3 separate regions of the Homo sapiens genome follow, and all the other regions are linked to region 2. The links are chromatin contacts, found by Hi-C or POLR2A ChIA-PET in ENCODE. All regions are on one chromosome and are shown on one strand. The core of a region is the stretch at or near the end of the contact, and the rest is flanking DNA. Distances in the headings are between cores, read along the strand shown. Region 1 has its middle 75 kb from the start of LINC01276. Region 2 holds the start of TFEB (transcription factor EB). Region 3 overlaps LOC112267957 (a long non-coding RNA gene).

Region 1 (4,034 bases), core at 1,434-3,933, 310 kb before region 2:
GCCCTCTGGGCCTCCCTGGAGTAAGCCTTCTCTGCCATGCATTGCTCCACTCCAACACAGAGCTAACTGACAGCTTTGTGCCATTGTCTACCTCTCCCTCTCACCTTCTCACAATGTTCATCCCTTACCATGAGACTCAAAGCTGAGGGGGACTTTCAATGGGTCCAATTCACTTGCACAGGTGAGGAAAGTAAGGCTCAGGAAGGGAAAGTGACTAGCTCATTCCTACAACAAATACTTACTGAGTGCCTATTTGTGTGAAGCCCTGTTCTAAGGGCTGAGACTTTTTGTAAGCCTCTGTCTTCACAGCACCTCCAATCTAACAGAAGGAGATACACAAATCATCAGGTAAATATGCAGCAGGTTAGATGATGACAAGCGCAACTAAGAAAAACAGAGCAGGGCAAGGGAGGTGGAGAGCCTGGTGTGTGCATTGGGGTGGGACATTGGTCAGAGAAAGCCTCAGCAGAGAGGAGACCATTGTAGGAATCTGGAGGGAACAGCAAGTGCAAAGGTCCTGAGGCAGGAGTGTGCTGTCCTGCCCAGGGAACATCTAGGAGGCAGGTATGGCTGGAGTAGAGTGATGAGGAGGAGGTGAAGGGTGACAAGAAGGGGCAGAGGGGTGATCAGATCACTAGGGTTTTGTAAGGAACATTTTCTCTGAGTGAGATATACTGCTATTGGAGGTTTTGAGCAGAATAGGGACATGATCTGACTTTAGTTTTAAAGGGACAACCCTGGCTACTCTGTTGAGAACAGACTAAGAGGGAGAAGGGAGGCAGAGAGACAAGCTAGGAGGTGTTGCACTACTCTAGCAGGAGACGATGGTGGCTTGGAACAGTGAGCTCAGTGAGGAGGTGGTGAAGAGTAGCAAATTCTGGACATATTTTGAAGACAAAATAAACAAGATTTGCTAAGGCATTTGGATGAATGATGACAGAAAAAGAGAGGAGTTGAGAATAACTCCAAGATTTTCTTCCCCAGCAACTGGGAAGATGAAGCTGCCCTTTTCTGAGATGGAGAAGACTGACAGGTGGGGGACCGGGGTGGAGATCAGGATTTCCAAGTAGAACAAGTTGAGTTTGAGATGCCTGCTAGATATCCAGGTGAAGTAGGAAACTGGATTTATGGATCTGCAGGTCAGGAGCAAGATTAATAGTAGAGCTAAGAGAACAAAACCAAAATCTCACATCTCTCGACTCCCAACAGAGTTCTTTTCACAGTACGTAGAGTACTCTCCCGTGGGCTGGAGAATTTAAATACCTGCGCTCAAAACCTAAAACGCAAAGAGGAAATACGGTAACCCTGAGCGCACTACCCTAGCCCTAGCTCTAGCTCTAGCTCTAGCTCTACCAGCGCCAGAGCTGGAGGAGGTCAGAGGAGAGGGGCCGTACTGGAGGGGGCTGGCTATCTTGGGGAAGTTGGGTGAGGCCCGAGGGGGCCAAGGGCTCAGCATGCAACTGGGCCGGAGTGGGGGCTGCTGGGCTTAGGAGCGGATCTCCACCGAGGTCTGGGTTTCTTCTCTCGCAACGGTCTTGACTGTTTCCTTGAGCCACCGTCAGATATTTATTTAACCTCGCAGTTCAGCCTCCTGGGGGCCTGCAGGGAAGGGATGGAGGCAGGGCGGAGAAAGCTGGGGGAGAAGGGGAGCGAAAGAGGAAACATTTTCCTTTCCATGCGCAGGCCGAGCTCACGCATAGAGTCCCACCCAGGGCCCCCAGTCTTCTGGGGGCCAGCAGCCCCTTGGATTCCAAGTGTCAACGTGAGAATTCAGGAACCACGACAGTCTACCCATCTCTATTTAAGAACGGAGAAACCGAGGGGAGAGGTAACTCGCCCAAGGTCCCACGGCGAGTCCAGGGCGGCGCTAGACTCCCAGTCTCTGGGGTCTCTCCTCCATTCTAGCCCGTCAGATGAGCACCGGAGACCCTGTAGTGTCGGGGCTGGAGTCAGAGGACCTGAATTTTGTGCGAAGCCACAACATTTACCAGGCTTGTCATTGGGCTAGACACTTTGCCTCTCTGTGCCTCAGTTTCCTTGTCTGTAAAGGGCATCGCTCTTGCCCCTACCTTCCTTGGCTTGTTGCTGGACAAATAATGTTTTTTAAAAAAGCAATACCACCTGCCAATTGCTGAGCCCCAGTGAGCCTGGCACTGTCCTGGGCGCATCGTCCAAGACCTCCGTGTTCTCCCGGCTTTGTAAATCCCGCCGCTTCTCCAGCCAGTGAGAATGGGGGCTAAAGGGAGGGGTGGGGGGTGAGGCCAGAACCTGGCTGTCTAGCCAGAAAGAAGCCCCTCAGCGCAAAGCGGGGGCGCCTACCCCCAGGCCTAGGGGTCGGTGTCGGGGGCACTGGGAGAGGGGAAGCTGGGGGGTACGGGAGCGGAAGTCCCTGCTGGGAGGCCCAACTTCCCCTTCGCCCCTCCCCCCGGCCTGCCCCGGGGCAGGTGAAGAGGGGACCGGGCTCCGCTCCAGGTGGCGGGGCAGCGACGGGGGTGGGGAAAGGCCCGGCAACAATAGCACTTTTATTTGGGACTGTTTGGTTCTGAGCGGGTGGGCGGAGGAGGAGGCGGCCGACCCGGCTGCCAGGGAGGGGGCTGGTCAGCGGCATCTGGCTACACACCTGCTCCCGCTTAACCCTGTGCGCGCTGGGGCAGGGTGCGCAGCGCAGGGGCAGGGGGAGCGGGGGCGTTGGCAGCCAGCGCCGGGAGCGACGCAGGCTGCGTGCGGCCAGCCTCGGGGGCCCCGGGCCAGGTCTGGCGGTCTCGGAGAGAGCAAGAATGGGGCTCCCTAGTGGAGATCTGTCGAGGGGCACCACCAGGGCTAGCACTGTACCGCTACCGCTGGTGGTGGCTCTCGACCTGCGCTGGCCCCTTAGGGCTCCCTGGTCGGCCTCCAGCGCGCCAGGGCGGCTCGGGCGGGAGAGGGAAGGCGAGGGGTGGCTCCGGGGCCTCGGCGCTGACTCCCCGCCGCCTTCGGGGCGTTCCGGGAAGCCGGCCTTCCGGAGGCGGCGCGGCGGCCACGGCCATGCCAAGGGCGCGGGGCGCGGGCCAGGCCCAGCGGGCGGCCGCCAGGCGGGGGAGCTAACGCTGGGCGCGCCCTCGCGCACTAAACGCTTCCTGGCTGGCCCTGCAGGTGAGCCGGGATGCCCAGCACACCGGACCCTGGGCCTGGGCCTCGCCGACGCTCCTTGCCAGTCCGGCGCCCGGGAGGCCTAGCCCTCAGCTGCACCTGCCCGCGGAGGGACCCCCGCCCCCTCTACCCCACACCCCCACCCCAGGGCTGGCGCGCTTGCCTGCCGCACAATCGGAGCTTGTTTGTGGGCGGAGGAGCCGCGCCGGGTGCGGCGGCCCCGCGCCAGCCCACTGATCCCATAAAATATTATTTGTGTTTAAAAATTCCAGTAATTGGCTATGCAGCCGCTTTTTCCGAGCCCTGTGCCAAGCGCAGTAAAATCGCAGTCCGGCTGGGGTTATTTTCATCATGCAAATTCCCATTTCTGTAAACAGGGTTAAAGCCCCTGGAAGGGGCCGGGCTAGAACCAGAGGAGGAAAGCAGAGGGACAGATGTGTTCTCAGACTCTGGGAGTTGCTCAAACCCGGCCTCCGCTCCTGTGATCACCCGGCTGATTAGGGAGTGTTATTCAGATAATTCACCCAAACGCTTTCCCTTGCAGACCAGTGCCTGGACTCTACTGGTAAAATCTTTCCTTTCCTTAACTTTCTTCTCTTTCCCCATCCGATTATCTTACACCATTAAATCATGGAAATAAAATTCTTATCGCCTCCGTTATCACAGGAGCAAACTGAGGCCCAGAGAGGGGAAGAGACTTGCCTTAGGTCACACAGCAACTTTGTGCTGGAGCCCAGGCTAGGTTGCCTAACTGCGCAGCCATCGGCACTGGTGCAGGGCTTGGAAGAGGAGGATGCTGGAGCAGGTCCCAGTGCAGCTAGGGCAGCAGAAGGTCCCAGCTCTGGGCTCTGGGATGCTGTGGACACCCACCATAAGTCTTCCCCTGGGGGAAGACTCCCTCCCCC
Region 2 (4,162 bases), core at 325-2,824:
CTCACTCGGGATGGGGGGAGGGCAGAGGATGGGAGCTGGGCAGTAATTAACCTGCACTTCCCCAGCGAGCTCTAAGCCAAAAACTGCGCTCAAGTTGAGTGCAGAAGCTCCGCGCTGAACCGTCCCCAGAACAGACAGGCGAGAGAACGACGGCTGGAGCTGAGGGGGGTTCGGGGGAAGGCGCAGCGGCCAGGGGCTGGCGGAGAGCGGAGGGCGGGGGCCTGGGCCCAGCGGGGTTCGCGCAGACAAGCCCCGCCCCGGGCTCCCTCCCTTCCTCACCCGGGGCGCGGGGCTGGGGCGCGCCAGGCGGCTGCGGCGCGAACCTGCTCGCGCAGCCCGGAGCAGCTCGGGGCAGCCGTGCGTGAAGCCGGAACCCCGCGCGGGGAGGGGGCCGAGCTGGCATCTGCCCGCTCCCTTCCAGGAGGCGAGCGGACGCGCTGGGCCAGAGCTGGTCGGGACAGCCCAGGGGTGGGCGGCACGGACTCGGGGGATCGGGGGGAAGGGGGCGTGTTTTCCGGGATTCGGGACCGAGACGGGGGGAGGGGGAAACTCGGGGGGCGGGCAGGCAGCTGGGAACCCGGGGGGAGGCAGACAACGGGGCGCACGGAGGGAGCGCTCCGGGGTTGGTGTTCCCCAGGGTCATAGAATAACCCACGGGGAGAAAGAGACTGCCCAGGGACTCGAGGGGACGGGGCCAGGGGCGGCTTCTTCAAGAGACCGAGCTGGAGGAAGGGACGGGAAGGGAGGGAGAGATGGTACTTCCACCCGCCCCCCCATCAGCCCAGCCCCCGGGGCGTGGCGCCGCTCTGGCCCTCCCACTCCCCCCGCTGGCCTGGCCAGACTCAGCCCCCGCACACCTCCCCTACCTCCGACCCCCTCTCAGGCATCGCCGGCCCCAGCCGTGTCCGGTGGAGGGGGAGTGGGCGCGGGGCCCGCGCGTCCCTCAAACTTCTTGCGAGTTCACCATCACGCCTCCCGCCCCTTCGACTCCCAGCTCCGGGCCGGGAAGGCCCATGCCCGCCCGGCCCCTCCCGCCCGGTTACATAAGGTCGCGGAGAAGCCGCCCCCGGCCCGCGCCTGAAGGGAGGGGCCGAGGGGGCTCCCGGCTCGGCGGGCAGCGCCGCTCGGGCCACGCGCTGGGCGCCCGGGGGCGGACGGACTGCGGGTGGGTGGCGGCGCGCACGGTCCTGCTTCCCTCTCCTGCCGGCATCCCCCACCCTCCCACCTGTCTCCGGGACCCACGGGATAGGGGCCAGGGAGCCTGGGTCGGGGGTCCCGGGCCCTCCTCGTGCCTCTCGCTCCCCGGTCCCGCTCACCTCGCTCTGAAGGTCAATCTGTCCGCCGCCCGCGCCCCGCGGCTCCGGCAACTTGTCGCAAGTTCGGGTGCCTGGCCCGCAAGCTGTGCCCGCCACCTGCTCCCGGCCTGCTCCGGCCCCGTGCCACCAGGGAGGCCCGCCCCGTCCGCCCTTCCCGCCGCCGTCGGCGCCGCGGCCGCTCCCTGCGTCCCGCCCGGGCCGCCGCCTCCGCTGTCACCGAGCCCCGCGCCCGGCGCCCGGGCTCCGGCTGTCACTCCACGCACACTTCCCTCCGCGCCCGGCAGAGGGCAGCACCCGCCCCGCCTCCCAGCCGCTCTGCCTCGGCGCCCACTGGGAAGCGTAGTTCTCGCTGCAGTCCCGCTAGGCACGCCGGGATTTGTAGTCCCGCTCAGCGGACTAAGGCTTACAGGGAAAGAGGCTCTTGACTTGGAACCTCTGATCCACTTCTACCTCTTTGCAAGTTTTCTTTCTCCTCTCAGTAAAGTCCCAAACCAGGGCTCACTAAGATACATTCTGTAGCCTGTCCGACCCCCTAAAAGGAACCTGCAGCCTGCTGTCCTTCGGCAGTCTAAGAAAGAGAGGGTCCCAGATGGTGTGCTGTTGCCATAGAAACTCCACCTGTGGCAAATTCCAGCTTCTCTTCAGGAGTAGGGTGCAGGACCTGGATCTTGCACTTTTATCCCTGCCCCGATCATAAGGGGCAAGGCCAGGGTGAGCCTGGCGAAGTACAGGGTAAAATATGACAGTAGAAGGCAGCCTGCCCCCATTATGGGTTCTACATTCACGCCCCACTCACCAGCCTGAGCTTGCTGTCATGTTGCTGGACAGAAATTGTCTGAGCTCCTTTCATGTCACCTTCCCTTGTTGGAAGTTCACAGGGTGCGGAGGCATCATTCTCTACTTTCTCCTCTTCCCCGCCCCTTTTTCCCTGTCTCCTCCCCCAGCCCCTCCCCTGCTTTTCTTCTCCTTCCCCTCCTCCTTTTCTTCCTCTCTCTCCTCCTTCCCCACATACAATGTTGCTCCTGGTTTCTGGATCTTTTGCTAAGAGGCTCCTGAGGAGGACAGGGATGAAGTCCAAAGGGACAAGATCCCTTGCTGAGTTGGTTCCAGCAAATAGGCTCGATTTCTCTGTGACTCAAGTAGGAACACTCTCCCCCGGCCCGCCACCCACCCACCCATGATGGCGCTACCACTGTCTTCCCTTTCCAGGGGAAAAGTATGAACTTTAAGCTCTGAGGGTTACAGAGCCCATCCCAAGCCATGCCTTAGGTCCCATTTCTCTTAGAATCACAGTGACCCACCAGGAAACCTTGTAGCCACTCAGGGAAAACTCCCTTCCAAAAACAACAGGATGACCAACATAAAGAAGAACTATTTATTATTAGAGAAAGTCCAGAGTCCAGAAAAAGAAGGCTGAATCCAGAGTGGAAAGACAGATACAATGCCCTAGGAGGGTGCAGGGTCAAGAGGAAGAGGGGAGCCCACGTGTCGAGGCAGCAAGTCTAGGCGGCAGTGGCAAAGCCTACTCTGTTGTTGCCCAAGTCGTAGACGGAATAGTAGGACCTGAGGAAGACATCCCCGAGGATCCACAGGGGCTGGCCGTTCTGGGAGGACAGGTAGGTGGGCTCGACTCCCACGGTGCAGTAGCCGTTGTTCTGCTCAACAAAGAAAGGCAGCACTCATTCATTTGTCCACACATGAGCTGGGCCCTGCTCAGCTCTGAGCCCTGGGCTGGGAGCACAAGTGCAGAGCTGAGGGAGCCAGGGTCTCTGCCTTGAGGGCTCATAGGCCAACTGAGCCACCAGAGCAGAGCGGGTGGGAGGATTTCTGGAACAGGTACATTCAGGCTGCCGTGGTCCTCAGCAGGGTCTCCTCTCCCCATGATGGGAAACTTCTCTTCCCACAGACCTCCCTCCTGCTCCCAATTTGGAGCAGATCAGCCTGGTGGTTAAACCTTGGAGCCAAACCAACTTGAATTCAAACCTTAGCTGTGTCGCCTTGAGTCAGTTACTCAACCTCTCTGAACCTCCAAGTTTTCATTTGTAAAACAGAAATGAGTATCTCCCTCATTAAATACTGTGACAATTAAATGGGATCATGAAGCAAAGTGCTTTGCACAGTGGTCTGCCCTAGTAAGTGCTCAACAAAGAGCCCAGTGCCTCTCCCCACTAATTAATAATAATTGATCATAGATGACAATCTTCTATTTCATAGCCTTGTTCCAGAGAAGGGGGTTTAGAATCAATGAGTGGGGAAGATAAATGAGTACAAGCGTGGAGTCGGAAAATGGCACAAGGCAGGAGACCCAGCATTTCTGGCTCCCCAGCCCTTCCTCCCAACCCCAATCATGGTGGCTCAGCCTGCAGGGACCAGGACTTACACTGAGGATATAGGAGGAAGGTGGCAGAGGGAACTCCACACCATTGATGATGAAGGTCAAGCTGGGCAGATTCTGAATGCTGTTACAGTTCACGAGAAACTGCAAGAGGAATAGGTCCCTGGTTAACTCATCCTCCCCCTGATAGCACCCACCAGCCCCATCATCTCAGCCCCTGGATCCCAGGCCTGAGCTCCGGGCCCAAGCCCTAAGCCTGTTTTTGGACTAGAGAATGCAGCTCCAAGGGAAAGTCCTGTGTAGGTAATGCTGGCATTATCCCATGGACTCATAGAATGGGTGTGATTTGGAGTGATCCCAGAGCCTCCTAACTCCTCTTGCCTCGATTTCCCATATTAAAGATCGAACCTCTGCTCTTTCTCTGCAAGTGCCTATATACATATATATGCATATATATATGCATATATATATACATATATATGCATATATATATACATATATATATGCATAT
Region 3 (4,179 bases), core at 625-3,124, 280 kb before region 2:
TCTAGATGACAGGCCCAGGGTATGGGACAAGGGAAAGGAATGAGTGCCAGCCGAGTGGAGGGCAGGCCAGGCATGGACCCAGTCAACAAAATTATGCTTAGTGCTTATCACACACCTGGCACTGTGCCAGGCACAGAGGTTAAGGACACATGGGACTTTGCCCTGCTGAGTTTGGTTGAGCAAGGAGACAGCCTTATGTACTAACCGCAACAGGCATTCTCTAAGAGAGGATCGGATAGCCTAGTGGCTAAGAGTGCTTCTCCTGGGACCCAAGCACTCAGGTTTAAATCCTGCCTCTCCCCTTCTCAGCTAGGTGTGCTGTCTTACTTCTTTCTATCTATCTCCCTTTTATCATCTGTAAAATGGGTCAACAGTGTCCACCTCAAAGTGTTATTGAGATAATTAAATGAATGAATCTGTGTTAAGGGCTTAGAACAGCAGTGCTTAACATGTAGAGAGGGTCAGCAAATGTTAGGCATTATCATTGAATATTTCTGGGAGCCCATGAAGAGGAGTCATCCTTTTGACCTGGAAATCGGGCGGTCAACCATCCTAGCTTCCGGTGCTGAGCTTCAGACTTGCAATACTGAAACCAGGGCAGTCACAGGAAAACCAGGACAGTTGTTCACCCTGCCTGGAAGTTAGAACTGGGTCTCAAAGAGAAGGGATGTCCAAGCTAGGCACACACTAAGGAGGATGGGGACTTAGCTCTGCAGAAGGGGAATAACACACGGGAAAGTACGGAAAAAGGGATTCAGGCCCAGATCAGCCGTGAACTCCCTGAGTGATCCTGGGCTAGTCACGCTCCTTCTCTGAGACTCAGTTGTCCCATCTGTCATTTTATCGGAGACTGATTGCTCTCTGAGGATCCTTGCAGGTCCGCAACCAAAGGGGAATAGAGCCGCAGGAAGGGCCTGGTGGGAGGGCCCAGGGATCGCCCCACCTGTCCGCAGCATGCGCACATGCACACGGCAGCGCGCGCACACACACACACACACACACACATGCACTCACACAAAATGGTAGGCAAGGGAGAGGGGTCAGCCACACAGGATAAAGGAGACACTTGCCCACGTATAAAATCCCCTCTTTGGGGCCTACACAGGGCTAGATCATTAGGATTAACCAGAGAGAGCTGGGTTTAATTGTCAAAAGAGGCTTGCTGCTGGGGTGGGGGCCGAGCAAGATCTCTGAAGAGATGCAGAAATATTCCTGGGTAATAAAACATCCCCTTTTCAGTGTCGAAGTTAATGTTCCAAGCCTCGGGTAAAATGTGGCTTCTTATCAGCCAGTGCTTTCCCTAGAGAGGGCCGGGCAGCAGGCAGGGAAGCAGGGGAGCAGCTTGGGCTCCCCTCGCCCTTAGAGAGTGTGAGTGTGGGTGGCTTGGTGGTCAGAAGGCTAAGGCTCTTTCGAGAGGCTGAGCTCCCCTTGAGACCCCACCCCCACGCCATCTCCTGGACAGCCCAAGTGTGGGGCATACCACCTGCGTGTCAAGCTGTCTTTGAATCTGTTTCCCTCCCTCCTGCCTTTTCCACAGATGCTTATTCGTTCTGCCCTCTCCCCTCTCTCCATCGCTGTCTTCTTTCTCCTCCCTTTTCTCCCAGAGTGTTCTTTACACCTGTCTGCCCTGTCCCTTCTGCATGTGGCTGTATCGGTACCTGTGTTTGTGTCCGTCTGTCCTGCTGGGGCTCTGCCCCTGGAGCGGGGACAAGAGGCAGGAGGCCTCACATACTGTCTGGGAGCAACACTTACGCCCGCCCACTCATGCACCCCCGGGTGACTCTCCACAAGCAGGCGTGGGTAGGCAGAGGGCGGCTCGCTCAGGCCCTGGGATGCTGCCTGCACCCCTGCTTCGGCACCGGGCCCCAAACCCGCAGGCGTGTGCTGGCGGCACAACACAGTGACTCTGACAGGCCGCTGGTTTAAATATAGAGTTGCGTATGCAAGCTGGGGCTAATTTTAGCAGGAATGTGCTGGAAACTTTCTGAGGGCTCTGTTCTCTAGCTGTCTCCCTTGTGCTCATCGCTTGCGGCGGGAAGTAAACCTGCTGGTCCCCGCCGTTCCTCACCTTCCCACTTCTCCCTGCCAGTCACCCAGATGCTGGCCCTAGCCTTGTCTTCACAGGAGCCAAGCCCATGACTGAGGTTTTAAGTCCCCCCGCTCTCCTCTCTCCTGCCTTCCAGACCCACCCCTACCTACCCCAGTCTCTTCCACAAAGCCAAGGCCAGCCAGCCCTGGGGAAAAGGATCAGTCAAGCAGATTCTTCCTTCATCCGGTATCACCTCAGTGACACGTCCTGTCAGAGGACACACTTGCCTGCCTCACATATTGACATGATCCACCATTCACTGAGCAGCCCCTAGGATGGGGACTTAGCTCCGCAGAGGGAGGTAATACATGGAAAAGTATGGAACCAGGGCAGCAACCCTGGGGTAGGTCTGAGTCATGTCCCCACTAGACAGACCAGGCCACTGAGGCCCAGGAGAGTTCAAGGACTTGCCTCAGGTCATTTCACACCACACCACAGATCACCAAATACATTATGGAGTACATTTGTCTTTTAAATGAGAGCCCTGGGAGGAAGAGGTCATCATTAGCACAAAGGAAAGATTCTATAATGGTGGAACTCCAAGGACTATGATTCCAGATGAGCTCAGCTGCTTGAGGGAGGGATGGGGAAGCTCCTGTCTCTCTCTCACCCTTCCTGGGTCCCACTGCACCACCTGTGGGCCTCAGGCAATAGGCCACACTTCTGCACTATCAAACTCTTTTTTCTTTTCTTTTTTTTTTTGAGACAGAGTTTTACTCTTGTTGCCCAGGCTGGAGTGCAATGGTGCAGTCTGGCTCACTGAAACCTCCGTCTCCCGGGTTCAAGCGATTCTCCTGCCTCAGCCTCCTAAATAGCTGGGATTACAGGTGCCCACCACACCCGCTAACTTTTGCATTTTTAGTAGAGTGGGGGGTTCACCATGTTGGCCAGGCTGGTCTCAAACTCCTGACCTCAGGCGATCTGCCTGCCTTGGCCTCCCAAAGTGCTGAGATTACAGGCGTGAGCCACTGCGCCCAACCTTGAACTACCAAACTCTGCATTTATTTATCCTACTTATCCATTTGAGTAGCATTTATGGAGCACCTACTGTGTGCCCAGCACTCTTGCAGGTGTCCAGTTACAAAGAATGAGGCAAAGGGCAGGGCTTGGCTCTGAGGGCCTCCTGGGTTAGTTGGTGACAGGCACAAGCCTGGAGTAAACAATTAGCTGAATTCTCATTGGTAAGGATGAAAACAGGAGCTGGGGGAAGAGAGGAAAGAAAAAGTTGACACCCGGAAAGGGCTCCCCCCACCACCCACCACCCGCCACAAGAAACTCCAGAAGGCATCAACTCTTCCTCCCCAGGCTTCTCTGACTGTTCTCTCCAGCAGCTCCAGAAAAATGTCCTGTCTCTCCGCGGGGCTATGGAACTGCGCTGCGTGGTGGTTGTGTTTGAGTGCGAGGACATTTCCCTGTAATGAGGATGAGAATAGTTAACGAGGAGGGTGACACACTGTAGTTAGAGAGCAACAGATCTCTGGGGGGTGCCTGCCCGCCCCGCTGCAGGGACGCCAGCTCCTGGGGACCCTGACAGAAGCTGCAGGAGCCAGTCCAGCAGGCACCAGGCAAATGTCCAACTCTGGCTGCTGTCCCCAGCCCATCCCACTCAGAGGAGAGTGGCTTAGACTGGGGCCTGCGGGCCTTCAGCTCACATCTTGGCCTTGGGTTGTCGGAAAAGGGGACCCTAGGAAGGCGTGAAGGATGCATTTTAAATTACAGCCTCCCGACAATCCCTTTTCCTCCTTCACTTTTCTCCATAGCACTAAATTCCCTGTAATGTACAATATAATTTGCTTATTCATTTTTCTTACATCTGTCCCCCTGACGAAAATGAAATCTTCATGTTTCGTCTCCGGCCATTCCTCCAACAGCGCCTAGCCCAGAGTAGGTGTTCAAGAAAGATTGGCGCATGAACAAATACGTTTGAGCTTTGCTGTGCTGTGTGGACTCTTGGGACCCATCGGGCTAGAGATGGGTTCTTACGTGGCTGAAGTCTGCATCTGTGCGTATGTGTGGTGGGCGGGGAATGTCTGTGAGGTGTGTGTGTGTGTCTGTGTGTGAAATGTGTGTGTGTGAGGTGCGTGTGTATG

The links. Hi-C counts contacts between places; a loop is a spot of excess contacts on that map. ChIA-PET counts read pairs that join two places held with the same protein, here RNA polymerase II (POLR2A). Pooled maps may share reads with other maps.
Region 1: a map of dorsolateral prefrontal cortex shows a loop between it and region 2 (3-fold over the local background). The contact joins the enhancer-like site here to the promoter of TFEB in region 2. A Hi-C loop is called at or near these places in 1 of 168 maps with a recorded cell type or tissue (dorsolateral prefrontal cortex) and 6 of 50 pooled maps. POLR2A ChIA-PET finds 5 or more read pairs at or near these places in 1 of 52 experiments (activated B cell).
Region 3: a loop to region 2 is called in a pooled map, with 4 times the contacts of the local background. The contact joins the enhancer-like site here to the promoter of TFEB in region 2. A Hi-C loop is called at or near these places in 5 of 50 pooled maps. POLR2A ChIA-PET finds 5 or more read pairs at or near these places in 2 of 52 experiments (GM10248 and HEK293).

What each region holds. Positions count from the first base shown.
Region 1 is chr6:41,425,193-41,429,226 of GRCh38, forward strand. No RefSeq gene overlaps it. Among named protein-coding and RNA genes, the nearest start is that of LINC01276, 75 kb to the right of the region's middle. RefSeq lists enhancers at 1,405-1,484, 3,945-4,034 and silencers at 2,404-3,103, 3,134-3,203. Within about 2 kb of position 2,684, at least 20 of the 41 ENCODE cell types and tissues checked have a DNase peak (open chromatin) inside an H3K27ac peak, as active enhancers do; they include dorsolateral prefrontal cortex, where a contact is called at or near this core.
Region 2 is chr6:41,734,034-41,738,195 of GRCh38, forward strand. It overlaps TFEB (transcription factor EB), which reads right to left and starts at 1,575. Exons shown (of 9, transcript NM_001271944.2): 1 at 1,317-1,575. It overlaps PGC (progastricsin), which reads right to left. Exons shown (of 9, transcript NM_002630.4): 8 at 3,697-3,795; 9 at 2,678-2,971. The coding sequence ends at 2,819. RefSeq lists silencers at 124-563, 694-1,223, 1,264-1,733.
Region 3 is chr6:41,449,820-41,453,998 of GRCh38, forward strand. LOC112267957 (a long non-coding RNA gene) reads right to left here. Exons shown (of 3, transcript XR_002956346.2): 3 at 3,070-3,501. Among named protein-coding and RNA genes, the nearest start is that of LINC01276, 51 kb to the right of the region's middle. RefSeq lists an enhancer at 196-3,074. Within about 2 kb of position 1,875, at least 10 of the 41 ENCODE cell types and tissues checked have a DNase peak (open chromatin) inside an H3K27ac peak, as active enhancers do.